Linked DNA regions of Mus musculus: region 1 is linked to region 2. Evidence: chromatin loops called from intact Hi-C (ENCODE). Cell type or tissue: left cerebral cortex. All regions are shown on one strand.

Region 1 (8,000 bases), 130 kb before region 2:
ATACATCTGACCCTATGTGACTTCCTACACGTTATGAGAAACTTCTAACATATATGTTACAGATACACATTGTGTCTACAACAAGCCAGACCAGCTGATTATACAGTCAAAGGCATCCTTTCCAAAAGGGAAGCTGCGAGACCCAGGCTCTGGAGTAAACCCGTATCTTACTTCTTACTATATGCTGCTGATGAAACTAGGCTAGATTTAAGATTCATGAATGTGGGCTCTGTCTGCTGGTGAGAAGCCGCAGCAGGCATGTTCACGTGGGTACACCAGTGTGAAAGGAATGTGTGGCTGTCCAACAATCTGCCACATTCACGTAAAAGATGATTGATGCCCCATCCCTTCCTCCAGCACTTACTTTTGAAGAAGGCAGATGTGTCCTTTGAGCTATGATTTCAGGGGCTAGAGAGGTGGCTCAGTGGTTAAGAGCGTGTGCTGTCCTTACAGAGGCTCCAGATTCAATTCCCACACATGGTCTGGAGACCAGGCTGGCTCCAACTCACAGAGACCTGCCTGCCTCTGACTCCTGAGTGCTGGGATTAAGAACATGTGCTGCCACCGCCTGGCCAAGACGTATATTTAGTTATGTGTGTGTATCTGTGTGTTGGTATGTGCAGGTGTCAGACACCTCAGATCCCCTGGTACTGGGAACCAAATTCAGGTCCACTAGAGGGTCAGTGCCTGCTCTTAACTATGGAGGCATCTCCGCATCCTATACGTCTGTTTGGGTTCTCTACTTTTTGGCTAATGTGCGCAGTCCTATAAAGAACATCTAATGAATACCTGCCTGAGTGCCTGTTTTCTGTTCTCTGGTAATAAATACGTAGGAGTGGAACTGTTGGCCATATGATAACTCCGTTTAGCTTTTCAAGGAATCTAATAACCCAGGTGCCAGCTTTCCCATTAAGTCACACTTTTGGAACACTCAGTCTTGTGTTTTCAGTGGTGAGCTAGGACTGACTGGGGCTGGCTTATGAGAGCTGATACCATTTCTTTTCGTGATGCCGGTAGCTTCAGATCGGCACAGGGAGTCTCACTGGAACAGACACGTAAAGTATTCCTTGTGTTGTTCATCTGCATGTCACTATCTTTTCTTCCAACAAAAGTGAATTAAGTGTCATTATGCGTCAGATATTATGCTAGACAGGGGAGGGGGGAGGGGAAGGGAGAGGGAAAGGGAGGCAGTGTATAGTCTAGCTAGCATCATATAACTCATTATGTAGACAAGGGATCCGAGCTGGGAGTTACAGACGTGGTTCACCATATGTAGCTCGTTGTATAACACAGGAAAACAATGGCCCGACCAAACCTCTCTAATGGTCTTTCTACATGCAGTCTCAGAGGGTCAAAGGACTCAAGTATATGGCCTTCTGCTGCTGGGTCGGGAACAGCCATTCCTGGAGGCAAACCTGAGCTGTGTCTAAACTCTGTCCCGTTTCACAATGACGTCTTCTTGGAGGTTTTCAGTTCAGAACTGCTTTTAGTCTATTTAAAGACAGATTGATTCTGGAACTCCTGGCAGCCAAGATCTCCTTCCCCAGATCCTGATATTGACATTTCTACATCTGCTTTTTGGTTTTCAGCCATCTCTCTCATCTGATTGCAGGTAATTGAGGGTTTTCTAAGCAAAAAAACGTAAGTTACATTGTGTCCAGCAAAGGCAGAGAGGGTTGGGACAAGCTACAGAGACTGCCCCAGCCCCAGCGAGCCCAGAACTGCCCTGGACAATCTAAAAGAGGCAGGTCAGGACTTCACAGAATCCCCAGAGGTGGTAAGACCTTTGTGGGGTAGGAAAGTGTGTTCAGTAAACAAAGGAAGTAGGTCTTGGTGAGCACTCACCGGCAGCCTCTGGTTTATTTAGTCTCAGTGAGTACAGTGTTTAAGACTATTCTTCCATAGCCCTGGAGAGCAGCTTAGCACCATGCGACCCTCGCTCTGTTCCTTCCATGCTATGCCCTCCCCACCCCCCACCCCTGCCTTATTCTCATCCTTTTTGTTGGTTTTGTTTTTTGTTTGTTTGTTTGTTTACAAGATAAGGTCTACATAGATAGATCTGCCTAGCTTAGGACTCACTGTTGTAGACCAGGATAGCCCCCGACTCACAGAGCTCCATCTCTGCCTCCTAAATGCTGGGAATAAAGGTGTGTATCACCACACCAGGCTACCACATCACTTTTTATGGGGATTTTAGAGTTAGAAGTTCAGAAATAGTAGAATCCCTTGCAAAGCCAATGAGTTTGTTGGATTTGTTCTGAGCTGGGGTAGGAGCGCCCTTGTTTTCATAAACGGAGGCCAAGGCAAGGGTCCTATGCAGCCTTGAACTTGCTATGTAGCCAAAGATGACCTTTGAATTTTGATTTTCCTGTTTCCATCTCCCCAGTGCAAAGATTACAGGCATGTGCCACCACACCCGGTTTTATGCCAAACTGGGACTCGAACCCAGGGCTTGGATCTACCAACTGAGCTACGTCCTCCAGAAGGCCATCAGAAACAACGTGAATTGGGCCAAAAGGGGGCAGAGTAGATGACTCCAGGCAATGTGTGGTGACACAGTACTACAGTACAAACAAGTCCTACAAATGGTCAAATGAGCATGCTAGCACAGTGCAATCGCCCACAATTCACCCCAGAACTCGGCTGAGGCAGGAGGATCTCAAATTCCTGCCCATCTTCCCTCTTCAATGCAGCAAAACAGTCTAAGCCACCAGCTGCTAACGGTAGGCTCTGTGCTGTCTTCAGCCCAGAGTGAGGTTTAGCCTTTCTTTCCAGGTCTTTCTGAAGTCCAGGGCCATCTTGGGATTAGAGGCAAAGCCAACTCAACTCCGGAGCTTAGCAAGAGGAGCTCAGAGCTGGGTATGATAGCTCACACTGTGATCCCAGCACTCAAGAGAGTGAGGCAGGAGGATTGTCTCATGTTCTAGGCCAGCCTGGGCTGGGCACCCCACACACCGTCATCTGTAAATCCTTACAGACAGCTGCTTCCCCCTTCCCCTTTGTGAGAATCCAAGGCCCTTAAAGTTAAATGGCAAGAGAAGAATCATTAAAGTAAAGCCCAGATGCATATAACGGGGCGCAGAGGCCATAAGTCTGAAATCCCAACTAAAGCTAAAGCAGGAGGACTGTTTCAGCCTAGAAGTTCAAGGCCAATCTGAGTATCACAGTAAGTTCCACATTAAAAAATAAGTACATATATATATATATATATATATATATATATATATACACACACACGAAATGATATATAACATACATGAACATACATATATACACACATGTATATATACATGCATGAACATACTCACATATACATACATGTATGTGTATGTTCATGTATATGTCATACACACACATATATGAATATATATATACCACACATACACACACACATACATGATTAGGACCCCGGTTGGATAAGGGAGATGGTGCTGCCAGCATAGCTTCCTGGTATTCACTGCGTGAGTTTGTGGTGTGCACACAGCCTTCCTTGCAGAGACCATCCTTAGAGGGCACTCTCAGAGTAACTGGAAGAAATAGGAAGTCTCATTAACAGTCTACCCCATCTTGGCCTGGTTGACCTGTGTGGAGGCTGGGGTGTGCTTTCCTAGAGGCTGAGGTGGAGTCTCCAGGCTCTGCCCCTCCAGGGGGTCCTGTGCCTTCCTAGTAGGTCCCCCTTAGATGGCCAAGGGCTCCCCAAGCAATGAGTACCGGTGCCCGTCATGCTCTGGCCTCAAGTCTCTGCTATGCCACTTCAAGGAAACAGCAGTAGAGAAGGCTGAGGGAGCAGCAGCCTCCAGACCAAAGCCTGACCCTGGGGAGTGAGGGTCCCCAGGTCCTGTGGAGTAGAGCTTGGTGGCCTTGAGTAGGAATGTCACCTTCTAGAGGAGTGGTGGTCCTGTAGGCTTCCTTAAGACGGAAATGTTCAATTATTCCACTGCTCTGTAGGATGGGAGGTTGTGGAAAGGCAGAGTAGCAAATAGCCAAAGTGTGGGCTGTGGCTGAAGGATTAGGCAAGGACCAGGAACATTTTAATTAATACAGAACAGCTATTCCCCAGCTAACTTAATGGTTGTTATGGCCCCATCTTAAAAACGAGGAAGTAATCCTGAAGCTGCTGGCCACTCTTTAGGGGGTTTATTCTGTGCTAGGATTCACCTAATCTTCATATAGCTCTGCCCTGCTGGGGGAATGACAAAGAGTCATGCTAACTTTCACAGTCTCCAGACAGAGCATCAAGGCCCATAGTCCAGCCCAGTTTGACTTAATTGTCAATTGTGTGTGTGTGTGTGTGTGTGTGTCCTCACACTCTAAAAGAGCTGCTTGCTGTTGGGATACGTTTACCCTAGAACTGTTGTTATAGAATCAGCTGGCGGCAAGAGATCTTACACCCTGCTCCTCTCTGCCTGGGGTTTCCCCTACTCTATTTTAGGGGCTTGATCCAGATGGGATAGCCCCTGGGTGTGTCAAGATCTTCCAAGGATCCAAGAGATTGTAAAAGAATTTCCTGATCTGGCAAGAGGAGACTTCATCTCACTGTAGTCTGCTCTCTCTGACTTGACCTAGGCGCCCGATGGGTCTTCCACCCGGGGACACAGGCCTCTCCCACAGGTACCACCCTGGTTGTAGTTTACACTCCTTGGGGAGTCCAAAATGGACGTGTACTCATCGCTATTCAAGAGCATTAAACCGGCTTTCTGTGGGATCGAGAACAAGGTGCTTACCTGTTGTCACTAAATGCAGAGGTGACATTTAACCACAAGGTGGCAGACAAGGCTGGTATGATGTAGCAGCCGGGCTAGGTACCAAAAGCTTCCGTAGGTGGTAGATGACGGAAGCCTTCCCGTAGCCCCCGTGTCTTCTCTGCAGACGCACGTGTAGCAGCTGTGCTTCAGTCTTTTGTGTAAAAAGGCGCAAGAATGAAAGCCGCAGCTAGGTCATTCTGCTCCAGGGGGCAGCAGATGCTTCTCAGGGCAGCCTGTGACAACTCTGGTCATTCTGTCACCCACCCAAACTGGTGCTTCCTGTCCATTCAGCTCTTCAGCTACACGAATGCTTAGCGTCCGTAGTTCTGCACAGCCCTATCTCCCCGCTGTGGCTCAGTCACAGTGCTCAAGCGTTCACTGTGGCCTGGGCCAGGGGCTGCCTGCGGGCTGTCCTGGCCCCGATAAAATATGCAAATGTTCCTGGCTTGCTGGCCAGGAGCAGCTCTTGGCCTGGGAATGAATCTACAGATTGCACGGTGGAGGAGGGGGACTGTAGCATCTCACCACAGTCCTCTCCCAAATGCTTCCTTGGCTTTTCCTTCTTTTCTGGGCTTAGAACCATGCGCATCCCCATAGATAGCTCAGGCTTTGGTGGGGTACATGGCTCAGTGGTAGAGTGCTTGCCTAGCAGACACGAGGGCCCAAGTTCAATCTTCAGTAGCAGGAAAAAACTGAAATGGCTAATTAAATAAAGATAAAAAAAAAGAGAGCCAAGGCTCATTGAAGGCCACGATGTCTTTATCAAGCTGAACTGAGAAGAAGAACTCAACCTTCAGATCTGTGTGTGGTCCAATCTCAGACCACATCCAGACAGACTGCAGGACTTGCCTGACGCCTTTCCACAGCCCTGGCCTAGGAGTTTGAATGTGGGGTGGGGTGGGGGTACTTGCTTCTGCTTAATAGATTTAAATTCAGAATTTGGTAAGATATACAATAGACAGGATTGCCCCCAAATTCTGTTCCTTAGTCCCTGGGCTCTTCCTAATAGAAGCAGTCATCGGGTCTCCCAGGACTTTAAACACAATTTGAAAACGAATGAATAAGACCTCCTCCCCTCCTAGGCTCAGGTTTTTGCTCAGAGTGCTTGCTAACACACACCAAACCCTGAGTTTGAATCCCAAAACAAATAAACAAACAAACAAAAAAATGAAAATACATTTTTTCCTTTGCTTTAATACAATACAATCCTTTTGGAATTCTGGAGATGAGTTTTGTTATCTGTGTGCTACTCCCCAGGTCTTCTGTATTTTTTCCATTTTGTTTTTTGAGATTTATTTTTCATGTTTATGATGCATCTGTAGGTATGTGCGCATGCGTGCAGGTGCTGTAGAAGGTCAGAGGTCACAAGACCGCGGGGGGGGGGGGGGCGGGGGGAGCTAGAGTTACATGCAGATGTGAGTTGCCCGGTGTGGGTTCTGGGAACTGACTCTGCGAGAGCAGTTACACACTTAACAGCTGAGCCATCTTGATTTCAATATTGGTTTCGCCTCACGTAATAGGCACTGGGAATCAAATGTGCTGTGTCTTCACCCTGGTCCTAGAAAGTAGTCTGGATTGGCAGGAGCATCTAGAACATAAAAAAAGCTTTCACTGAACATGGTGGCGCATGTCTTTAGTCCCAGCACTCAGGAGGCAGAGACAGACGCATGGATGTCTGTGAGTTCAAGGCCGACCTGTCTACAGAGTGAGTTCTGAGACACCCTGTTTTGAAAAAAAAAAAAAAAAAAAAAAGCTGTCATGCGCTAGTGGGTGGAGGGGTCTTGACAGTTTTAGTTTCTCTGGGCTCACTCTCCTCACCGTAGCACAGCGCCAGTTCCCACCTGGGCCCGGGTAACCTCAAGGCATTTTTGCTCTGCTCTGCTTTCCTTCTTCTGGAGTGAGACCCCAGGATCATCAGAGGGCCCACTTTCATCATAGCCCCGGGAGGCCCTGCCAGGATCGCCCCAGCTCCCAGCCTGAGAGCCCAGCTTCCGCAGCCCTCCCAACAGCAGGAAGAAAAGGGAGGCGGTCTTGAAGCGGCTCGCCCTGCTGGGGCCCAGTTCCTTGCCCCCCACAGCTTCCTCACATCCTTTAACCTATTTTTCCCTTCCCTTGAGGGAACACGTCCAGGAACAGAGTCAAGAACACGGAAAGGTCAGTGTGGTAGCTTTCCCTCGTCTAATTGCAATCCCTCCCTCTATAAACACTTCCCCACGGCTCCCTCGGAGGCAGCATCTGCTCGCTTCTCTGTGGCAGGAAGCAGGCTCAGCTTCGGTTGCCCCCGCCTAGTTCCAGGGCTCAGGCCTTGGATCTCTCCGGAGACAGAAGTGCATCCAAGTGCAAGTGCAGAGCCTGCCCCGGGCCTAGGCTGCTTCGGAGCCAGGACCCCATGCAGAAGCTTGGCTCCTGCATCTTCTGGCTGCTCCACACCGAGGTTCAGTGTCCTCTTCCTTCTGATTCAGTAGCAGTTTGGGGTGGGCAGTTTGACAGCTGCCTACCGTTTTTTTTTTTTTTTTTCAGAAATGCCAAACTCTCTGAAACTGACAAACAGGCAGATTGATGGACTCTATCTCCCTGTTCCTCTTGGACAGTGGGAGCTGCTACTCTGGGTGTTTCTCCCAAAGCTGCTCTTTAAGTGGTATTTATCTGTGCCCAAGCAGGAGCTAAGAAAAGTTTCCTGGCACTTCCTGACACTCTCAATTCAAGGAATTCTATGGGGGACTTGATTTTAATCACTGTCTTGGTTAATTAGAAAGACAAGAAATTATCCCCCAAAAGTAATTAATGGGGCCGTTAACCGAGGAGAAAGGGCTGCGTTTTGCTTGGGTCCTAGGATAGCCGCCAGTGGAGCTGGGACTGTGGGTCTCCAGCAGCTTCTTTGGGGAATATGAGGCTATTAGGTCTGGCATCCAGCCTGCCTGCTCTTCAATGGCACCACTGGTTACTGAGTTGACAGAACAGGGCACACTGCCTGCGAGCCTTTGTAAACTGCCAACACCTAGCCGGTAGGAGTGAATCCCATGACTTATTGATCCCCAATTTGTCCGTTTGGTGCCCTTTCACCTTTGCCCTGCATTATCAGGAACCAGAGGTCACCTGTGTTGGTTTTCTACCACCCACCCTACTACTAAAGTCATAAACACTAGGGTTTGGTTTTTTTCTTTCTGATTTTGTGTGTTTTATAGAGTCTCGGCGTGTAGACTTGACTGGCTTCAGGCATGTAGTGGTACTTCTACCCTCTATCTTGCCCAAGTG
Region 2 (8,000 bases):
GGTTTTGAAGAGATCCATCAGCCTCTGAGAGCTGGGATTAAAGGCCTGTGCCACCACCTGGCCTCATGCTGAAACTTTCATTTCACAATTTTGAAGAAGCAAAACTAGGCCCTGCACACAGTAAGCAAGTGCTGTATGACAAGCTATACCCCTGAAACTTAAAAGCCATTCAGAGAGCTGGTGAAATGGCTCAGCGATTAAAAGCACTGACTGCGCTTCCAAAGGTCCTGAGTTCAAATCCCAGGAACCACATGGTGGCTTGCAACCATCTGTAACAAGATCTGACACGCTCTTCTGGGGTGTCTGAAGATAGCTACAGCCTTTATCGCAGCACTTGGGAGGCAGAGGCAGGCGGATTTCTGAGTTCAAGGCCAGCCTGGTCTACAGAGTGAGTTCCAGGACAGCCAGGGCTATACAGAAAAACCCTGTCTCGAAAAACAAACAAACAAACAAGCCATTCAGAAGAATCCAGGAGTGGAGGTGTAGTCCTGTAATCGCAGCATTTGGGGGGCTGAGGCAGGGGCTCAAGGATCAGGACGTCTCCTTGGGCCATCAGAGCTCTCCAGGTGCCACTGAGTACCAGCAGTGCACAGCCAGACTGCTAACTCGGGTCCACACTTGTCAACGTGAGTCTCAATCTTTTACCGTCTTATGAAGCAGATAGATGTGTATGGTGTGCACACGCCAATAGGAGAGTGGTCAGAAAGCAACTCTGTGCAGTCTGTCCCCCCCCCCCCATCTCTACCTGGGCTCTGAGGATTGAACAAGATACAGATAGGCAAGTCCCTTACCTGCTGATCCAGCCTGCCAGCCTTGGTGTTTTCTGATAGTGTCTCATTCTGCAGCCCATGTTAACCTCAAACTCCTGGCAATTCTGCTGCAGCCTTCTGAGTGCCAGGACTATAGGTGTGGACCATTATGACCACCTCAGGCATTCAAATCAAACTACTGTTTGGTGTGTATTCTGTGTATGTGGATGCACGCAGACAGAGAGACCAGGTGACACTTAGTGTCACCCTCTTATTTTCCACTTTAATTTCTGAGGTTTTGTGGGCAAAAGCAGAACATGGTGCACAGGCAAGACACCCAACGCATAAAACAAGCAACAACCCACGAGCTCTGGGGCTGAGAGATGGCTCAGAATGTAGAGCAGTGTTATTTCTCTTGCACGGGACCCAGGTTCAGTCCCAGCACTTACACAGACGCTCTCCACTCTCTGACCCGTTAGAGACTCTAACACCTTACTTACGACTTCTGTAGGTATCAGGCACGTACAAGGTACACATACATACGATCCATTCAGACACATAAAATCAACAAATAAACAACAAACAAAGCTTTAAATATGCAACCCAACCTAACACGGCTGGTCTGAGGTAACGGTGAGACTTGTTTAGATCCTATTAACAACAAAGCCAGAAGTGTGTTAAACAGCACGACTGGTTAAGACACTGAGCTGATAAGACTACGCTTGGAGTCAATCCTGTAGAAACCTGACGTGTACTGTCTGAGTTGTCCGACAAACTCATCAACACACACCAAAAAGTTGCTCAAGGGTAAAATTAAGATTTATAAAAGCCAGACTCTCCTAAAGACAGGAAATCCTCAGGGTCTCTGCAGGGTCTTGTACCTTATTAATCCATTGACCTCATCCACAATGTGTCGCAGCTTGTAATAAGCATCTGTTGGAGGCAGCTTCAGCTCCAAGATCAGCCGGTCGATTTTGTTGATACACACGGTGACTGCTAACCTTTCCTGCACTGCGTGCTTGATCAGCCGCTCTGTGTTCAGCATCACCTGAGAAACACAAGGGTCTAGAGGTGGTATGAAGAGCAGAGGGCACAAAATCTACAGCAGAACCAAAGAGAACACGCTCAGCACACTCAGTACAAGGGGGAGGACCTGGTGAAGTGTCAGCTGGAAGATCATGCCCACGGCAGATGCAGAACTGATAAGAGGGTACCTACTCAGCAGCACAGAGAAGCAAGTAAATACGACGAGGACTGGAGACCCAGGCGTCTCAGCACCAGAGAAGGGACTTAGAAGGCTAGGAAGAACTTATTGGATTTAGAAGTATTAGGATGAATGATGTACAATCTCTTTTTTCTTTTTGCTGTGATCCTAAGGATTAAACCCAGAGCCTTGTCTGAGCTACATCCCCAGGCCTTTTTAGTCTATTCTGACACAGGGCATTACGAACTTGTGTAAATCTGCTGTCTTCCTTCCTGCCTTGGCCTACAGAGCCATTATGACGACAGGTATCCGCCCATGCCTGGATGAATAAGCCATTTATTGCTTGTTGTCACTTTTTCTCTCTCTCTCTTTCTTTTCTTTTCTTTTCTTTTCTTTTCTTTTCTTTCTTTCTTTCTTTCTTTCTTTCTTTCTTTCTTTCTTTCTTTCTTTCTTTCTTTCTTTCTTCACTTATTTACTTAGACAAGGCCTTGGTTTGCAGCCTCAGGTTGCCTCGGATTTCTAGTAATCTTCTTACTTCCAAAGTGCTGTGATTACAGGCACACAAAGCTACATTCACTTTGAATGTCTGATGCTTTTAACACCCCTGTGCAGAAAAGTGACAGGTGTGTGGGTGTGCATTAGATAGTTGTGCTCAGTGAATGGGCCTAGAAGTGAAGGATCACAGCAGCAATGAGCACCCCCAGATCTTTGTTTCTAAATAGTGGTCTCCCCTATATAGGAAGCCAGAACTCATTGAAGAAATGGCTGGTGTTAGGACCAGAGCAGGGAAAGTGGAAAAAAACAAGCAAGTACTAAAACCCGAGCTATGTCAAAGGGTGAAAGAGTCAGCCACAGGAACCTGAGAGCCCAGATGGGTCAGCCAGAGTCTCAGGTATGAGGATATGCTGGGTGGAGAGGTGCACATCTTCAATCCCAGCACTCAGAAGGCAGACCTGGGCTAGACAGTAAGTTCTAGGCCAACCTGAGCCACACAGCGAGATTTCTTTTTAATTTTTTTTTCTTTTTTCTTTATGGTTTCTCGAGACAGGGTTTCTCTGTGTAGCCCTGGCTGTCCTGGAACTCGCTTTATAGATTAGGCTGGTCTCAAATTAAGAGACTCACCTGCCTCTGCCTCCCAAGTGCTGGGGTTAAACCTTTGCCAGTCTCTTTTTAGCTTTAAATTTACATTTATCTTTATGCGTGCGTACGTTCCTGTAATGGTGTGGTATGGATGTCAGAGGACTTTTGGAAGCTGCTTCTCTGCTTCTACCATACGTAAGCTCAGAGACTGATCTCAGGTAGCCAGGCTTGGCAGCAAGTGCCGTAAGAACTAACCTACTTGACAGCCCCACAGTGAGATCTCATCTCAGTAAAAACAAAAAACAAAGAAAGAAAACAGTCTGTAAATACTTTCCTACAACTCACAGGAACAGACTCAAGAGAACATGTTTCTAGTATAGAGATAAATCATACACAGACAAGAATGAGTTCCTTGTACAAGGTTTGACTAAGTCGGAACAGTATTTAATAAGGCGCCTCTGGCTCCCTCTGCTGGTGTCTCATGCGGAATGGTATGAATGAAGTTATTAGCATATCCAATCTTTCAGTTTAGAAACATAGACTTTCAAGTACAATCTTTAACTCTGAATGTCGCTTACTTCCCTAAACTTGGAGAAACCCTGAGCCTACAAACTTGCATGTGTCCTGGCTCTCAGAAGAATTAGTAGGGGCATGTTAACAGGGGACTAGTTTCTAAGAGCCCAGACAAACTTACCCCCTCAGCAGCATCAATGAAAAGGACCACTCCATCTGAGATGCGCAAGCCAGCTGTGACCTCATCAGAAAAATTCACATGACCTGAAAAGCAAATATCCAGCTATCGTTTGGTGGAAGGAGGCAGTTAGCTTCTAGGGTGACCCAAGGAACCAGTCCTATGAACTCCAAATATCCTTCTTCCTGCCCACAGCACCTCACAGTGTATAAACTTCTCCCATTTGAGTCCCATCCTGGGATTAAAGTTTTATACAAGTCTCCACATAGAGACGGTAAAGCAGTCGGCACACCAATTTAGTCTGACAGGTACCCAACAGTGCAGGAGCTATGATGATCTGGAGACAGGGGAATGGCAAAGGAAGGCCTAGGAAGCATGGCGAGCCGCTCCAGGCAAGGCACAGCTAGAGGACGGGGTGGCCGGGGCACCAGAGTGCCAGGCATGGGAACCTGATGGGGCACTGAAGGCAAGTCTGCCAGATCCCAGATTGCCCAGACATTAAATCAAACACTTATGCATCAAGTCAGCCCTTTCCACGAAAGAAACAGCTGGTGGCAGGGCCACGGCACCCTGACACACTTTGTCCACTTCTTTGGGGTTAGGTCTGACTCACCTTTATTTCATCATGGCTAGGCCTGGGGCCTAACATAAACTGAAATCAGTGTGCACACAAAGTTCCTAAAATTTAAAATTCCACAGGGTTTGTAAAGATGGATGTGACATCAAAGGCCAGGAGACTACTATTGTGTCAAAGAAAAGGAAACCCTTGAACAAGAATACAAACACCAAGAACACTCCGTACTGCGGAAACGGAACACAAACAGAGCGTGGACAAGGCTGTGACAGTAAAGGTCAAGGGGCCCACCTGGCGTGTCCATGATGTTGAAGAGGTAAGACTTCCCTTTGGTGTCCGGCAGCACCACCGTCACCGGAGTGCTCTTGATGCCGACGCCTCTCTGAAATCCACAGACAGATACTCAGGACTTATCCCCGACCAAAGGAATCCCTCAGCTCCTGGGGTTTATCAGCTGCTAACTGATCATACAAATGGTTCTCCTTGTAGTGGGTGTAATTCTTTCTTTTTATCTAGACCTCTGACATGATTTTTTAGATATCACACACACACACACACACACACACACACACATTTTTTGTTTGGTTTGTTTTTTGTTTTTAAGACAGGGTTTCTCTGGCTGTCCTGGAACTGGCTTTTAGACCAGGCTGCTCTCAAACTTACAGAGATCTCTCTGCCTCTGAGTGCTGGGATTAGAGGCCTGTGCACACATACTTTTTTTTACAGTGCTAGAGAATAAACTCAGAATATGTACATACTAAGCAAGTATTCTACCACAGAATTACATTTCCGGTCCCAAAACTAATTTTGGGGGGCGGGGCAAGGAATATTAGGAATTGAATATCTCACATACTAGGTGATCAATACCCTTAGCTCTGAAGTTTTATTTTGAGACAAAGTCTCACTAAGTTGTTCAGGCTGACCTCATCCTTGTTCTGTAACCCTGGTAGTTAGGCTTCGAATAACTTCCTTTCTGGCTGGCCTCTAACTCAGAGACCCATCCACCTGTCCTGCCTCCCAGTCCTGGGACTAAAGGTATGAGCTACTACACAAAGCTGGATTTGAATTTCTGATGGGGCCTTTGGAGTAGCTGGGATTACAGGTCTGTTCTACCTTGTACATCAGCAAGCAAGGTAATGTGCCTTAATCAGTATTGAAGGGCAATTAGTTAAAAAAAAAGAAAAATGAGAAGAGCAAGCAATGATGTAAGCTCAGAGGCCACAGACCCCAGGTTCTCACCTCCTTCATTGGAAACAAAGCAGGTGAGTGTCATAAAAATAAAAAGAAACAATCTGGGTTTAGGGCTTTTTGTTTGTTTCTTTGTTTGTTTGTTTTATGCATATGAGTACACTGTAGCTGTCTTCAGACACACCAGAAGAGGGCATCAGATTCCATTACAGATGGTTGTGAGCCACCATGTGGTTGCTGAGAATTGAACTCAGCACCTCTAGAAGAGCAGTCAGTGCTCTCAACCTCTGAGCCATCTCTCCAGCCCTTGGTTTTGTTTTTAAAGGAAAGAAATATTTAGAAGTTCTCATAGGAAATAAGTATTTTAAAAGGGGGGAAAGCTGGGCACTCGTACTGTGGTATACCATTAATGCCAACACTTAGGAGGCAGAGGCAGGAGGATCTCTGTGAGTTCAAGGTCAGCATGGTTTACATAGCAAATTCCAAGACAGGACTATAGAGAGAGACCCTATCTCACCCACAACCACCTTAAAGGAAGAAAGAAAGAGAGAGAGAGAGAGAGAGAGAGAGAGAGAGAGAGAGAGAGAGAAAGAGAGAAAGAAAGAGGGAGGGAGGGAGGGAGGGAGGGAGGGAGGGAGGGAGGGAGGGAAGGGAAAAACCTCTGAAACCCACAATGAGGCCTCTAACAGCAGCACTGATGAGGCTGCGGCAAATGATGTGGAGTCTGAGGTCAGCATGGAACCACTGAAAGAAGCAAAACCCAAACAAAACCCTGCCTCACTCCAACAGTAACTGTTACAACACTAACAATGCAACTAGGATGGCTTATCCTGTGAACAGTGGTGCTCTGCCTCACTCCAACAGTAACTGTTACAACACTAACAGCGCTACTGGGATGGCTTATCCTGTGGAACACTGCCCTCAATTCCTTTAGTTAACTTTGTGCACGTATGAGAGCCTTCCACAGAGTTCTTTAGGGAAAAAAGGGACAGATGATAAAGGAGGGGACAGATTCAGGCTGAAAGAGACAAGCGGCACACTGGACCTCAGCCCTTCACAGAGAAGCCCCTCCTGGAAGCAGATGGTCCCACAGGAGACATCTTAGGAACTGTGGGATATTGTAGAGATCACATAGAGTTTTACAAGTATGAACATCACCTCTCAGTATTTGTTGAATATATTCAAGGGCTGGGAGGCTCTGCCCCCGTACTCAGCTTGCCTTCCCAGTTCTCATTATGGAATGACAGAAAGCGGCAGGAGAGAAGCATAAGGCAAGACTAAATGGAGGTGCTCCGGAAAAGGCCTCCCCAGTCTCTACAAAACTATGGCTGGTGGGTCTGTGTAGGCAAAGTCTGATTTCCCAAGACACACTCACTTACCTCTTGTTCTGTGAAGAGGATGTCAGTATAGCATAGCTGAAAAACATTTAGTGATGTTAGCACCTGAATTCAGACTTCTCTCCCATACGCAGGCCATCAATCACCTCGCTCACCTCCTCCCAACTCCAGGCGCTTCCTCAGGAAGAAAACTAGACTCAAGACAGCAGAGTGTCCGCAGAGTAACTCCAGTCAACGAGACCAGTGCCCTCCCACATGGAAGAGGTTGCTGCATGCGTGCAGGGGTGGGAGTAAGTGGACACTGCAGTCACGAGTGGCTGGAGAGCCAGGCTGTACACACTGCACTGGATCTTAGGAGTGGTAAAGGGAGATACGTGCCAGCCTCAAGTCTCACACGTCAAAACAGTCAATCTGGCAGAGTCTGAACATTTATTGCACTGAGAGTTGCCGCCACAGTTGGCCTTGTTCACAGGCATTTAAATTTACCATGAAAATAACAAGGCCCAACTGACTGTAGGATATTTATAGAGCAGGCTATTAATAAAATGATAGAAAAGAGGAAACTATAAAAGTCAGGATACATCCTGAAAAGGGATCCCAAATGCAGAACGGATCACCTAAAAATAATGCAGGTTAACATCCTCCATGCTCTTGAGAAAGCTTACGCCTATTAATAGATTCCAATCACACAGCAGCCGTCGGAAGACACCCCTGTTGATGAGTGCAGCTGAGGGACCGGAGGGGCAAGGCATTCCCCTTGCGCTCAGCCCAAGTTCTACTTACGTCTTGGTCATAGCGCTTTCTGATTTCCGGATGCGTCTGTTCTATTAAACAATCTACGAAACAGGTCTGAAAAAGAAGAGATGGATAAGACCTGCAATTGTGGAAGAAAATCTGTGCCTTTCCCCCACACTCCCAATGCCCCATGTAATTTAGGCATGAAGGAAGGTAGAGAAAAACAAAGAGAACTATGGGACAGCAAAGGATTAACACAGAAGCCACAAGATTAGTTTTCAATGAAAGATGAAATCTTTCTTGGAAAGTCCTCCCTCAGGAAATAAAAGGTTATAAAAACCAGAGTAAGGTTTAATTTCCCTTTTTCTGTCTAGATGTAAACACAAGGCTCAGGCATGTAAGTGGATGGAATGACACAACGGTTCCATAAGAACATGCAGGG

What was found. A loop is a pair of places that touch in the nucleus more often than their neighbours do. Peaks named below come from ENCODE experiments on the same cell type or tissue, not always from the same donor. Only the 100,000 strongest peaks of a DNase experiment are listed, where the experiment ranks them.
Region 1: a loop joins it to region 2, with 7 times the contacts of the local background. A loop is called at or near these places in 4 of 42 quality-filtered maps.

What each region holds. Positions count from the first base shown.
Region 1 is chr11:102,734,601-102,742,600 of GRCm38, forward strand. It overlaps the pseudogene Gm39501. Among named protein-coding and RNA genes, the nearest start is that of Adam11, 23 kb to the right of the region's middle. In left cerebral cortex, CTCF peaks have their summits at 552 (motif pointing left) and 4,758 (motif pointing right); DNase peaks (open chromatin) are centred at 4,806, 5,233, 6,995 and 7,655; H3K4me3 peaks cover 439 bases; H3K27ac peaks cover 1,193 bases.
Region 2 is chr11:102,860,981-102,868,980 of GRCm38, forward strand. It overlaps Eftud2 (elongation factor Tu GTP binding domain containing 2), which reads right to left. Exons shown (of 28, transcript NM_011431.3): 6 at 7,607-7,672; 7 at 6,866-6,901; 8 at 4,590-4,680; 9 at 3,728-3,810; 10 at 1,631-1,797. Among named protein-coding and RNA genes, the nearest start is that of Eftud2, 16 kb to the right of the region's middle. In left cerebral cortex, a CTCF peak has its summit at 3,502 (motif pointing left); DNase peaks (open chromatin) are centred at 3,494 and 7,229; H3K27ac peaks cover 359 bases.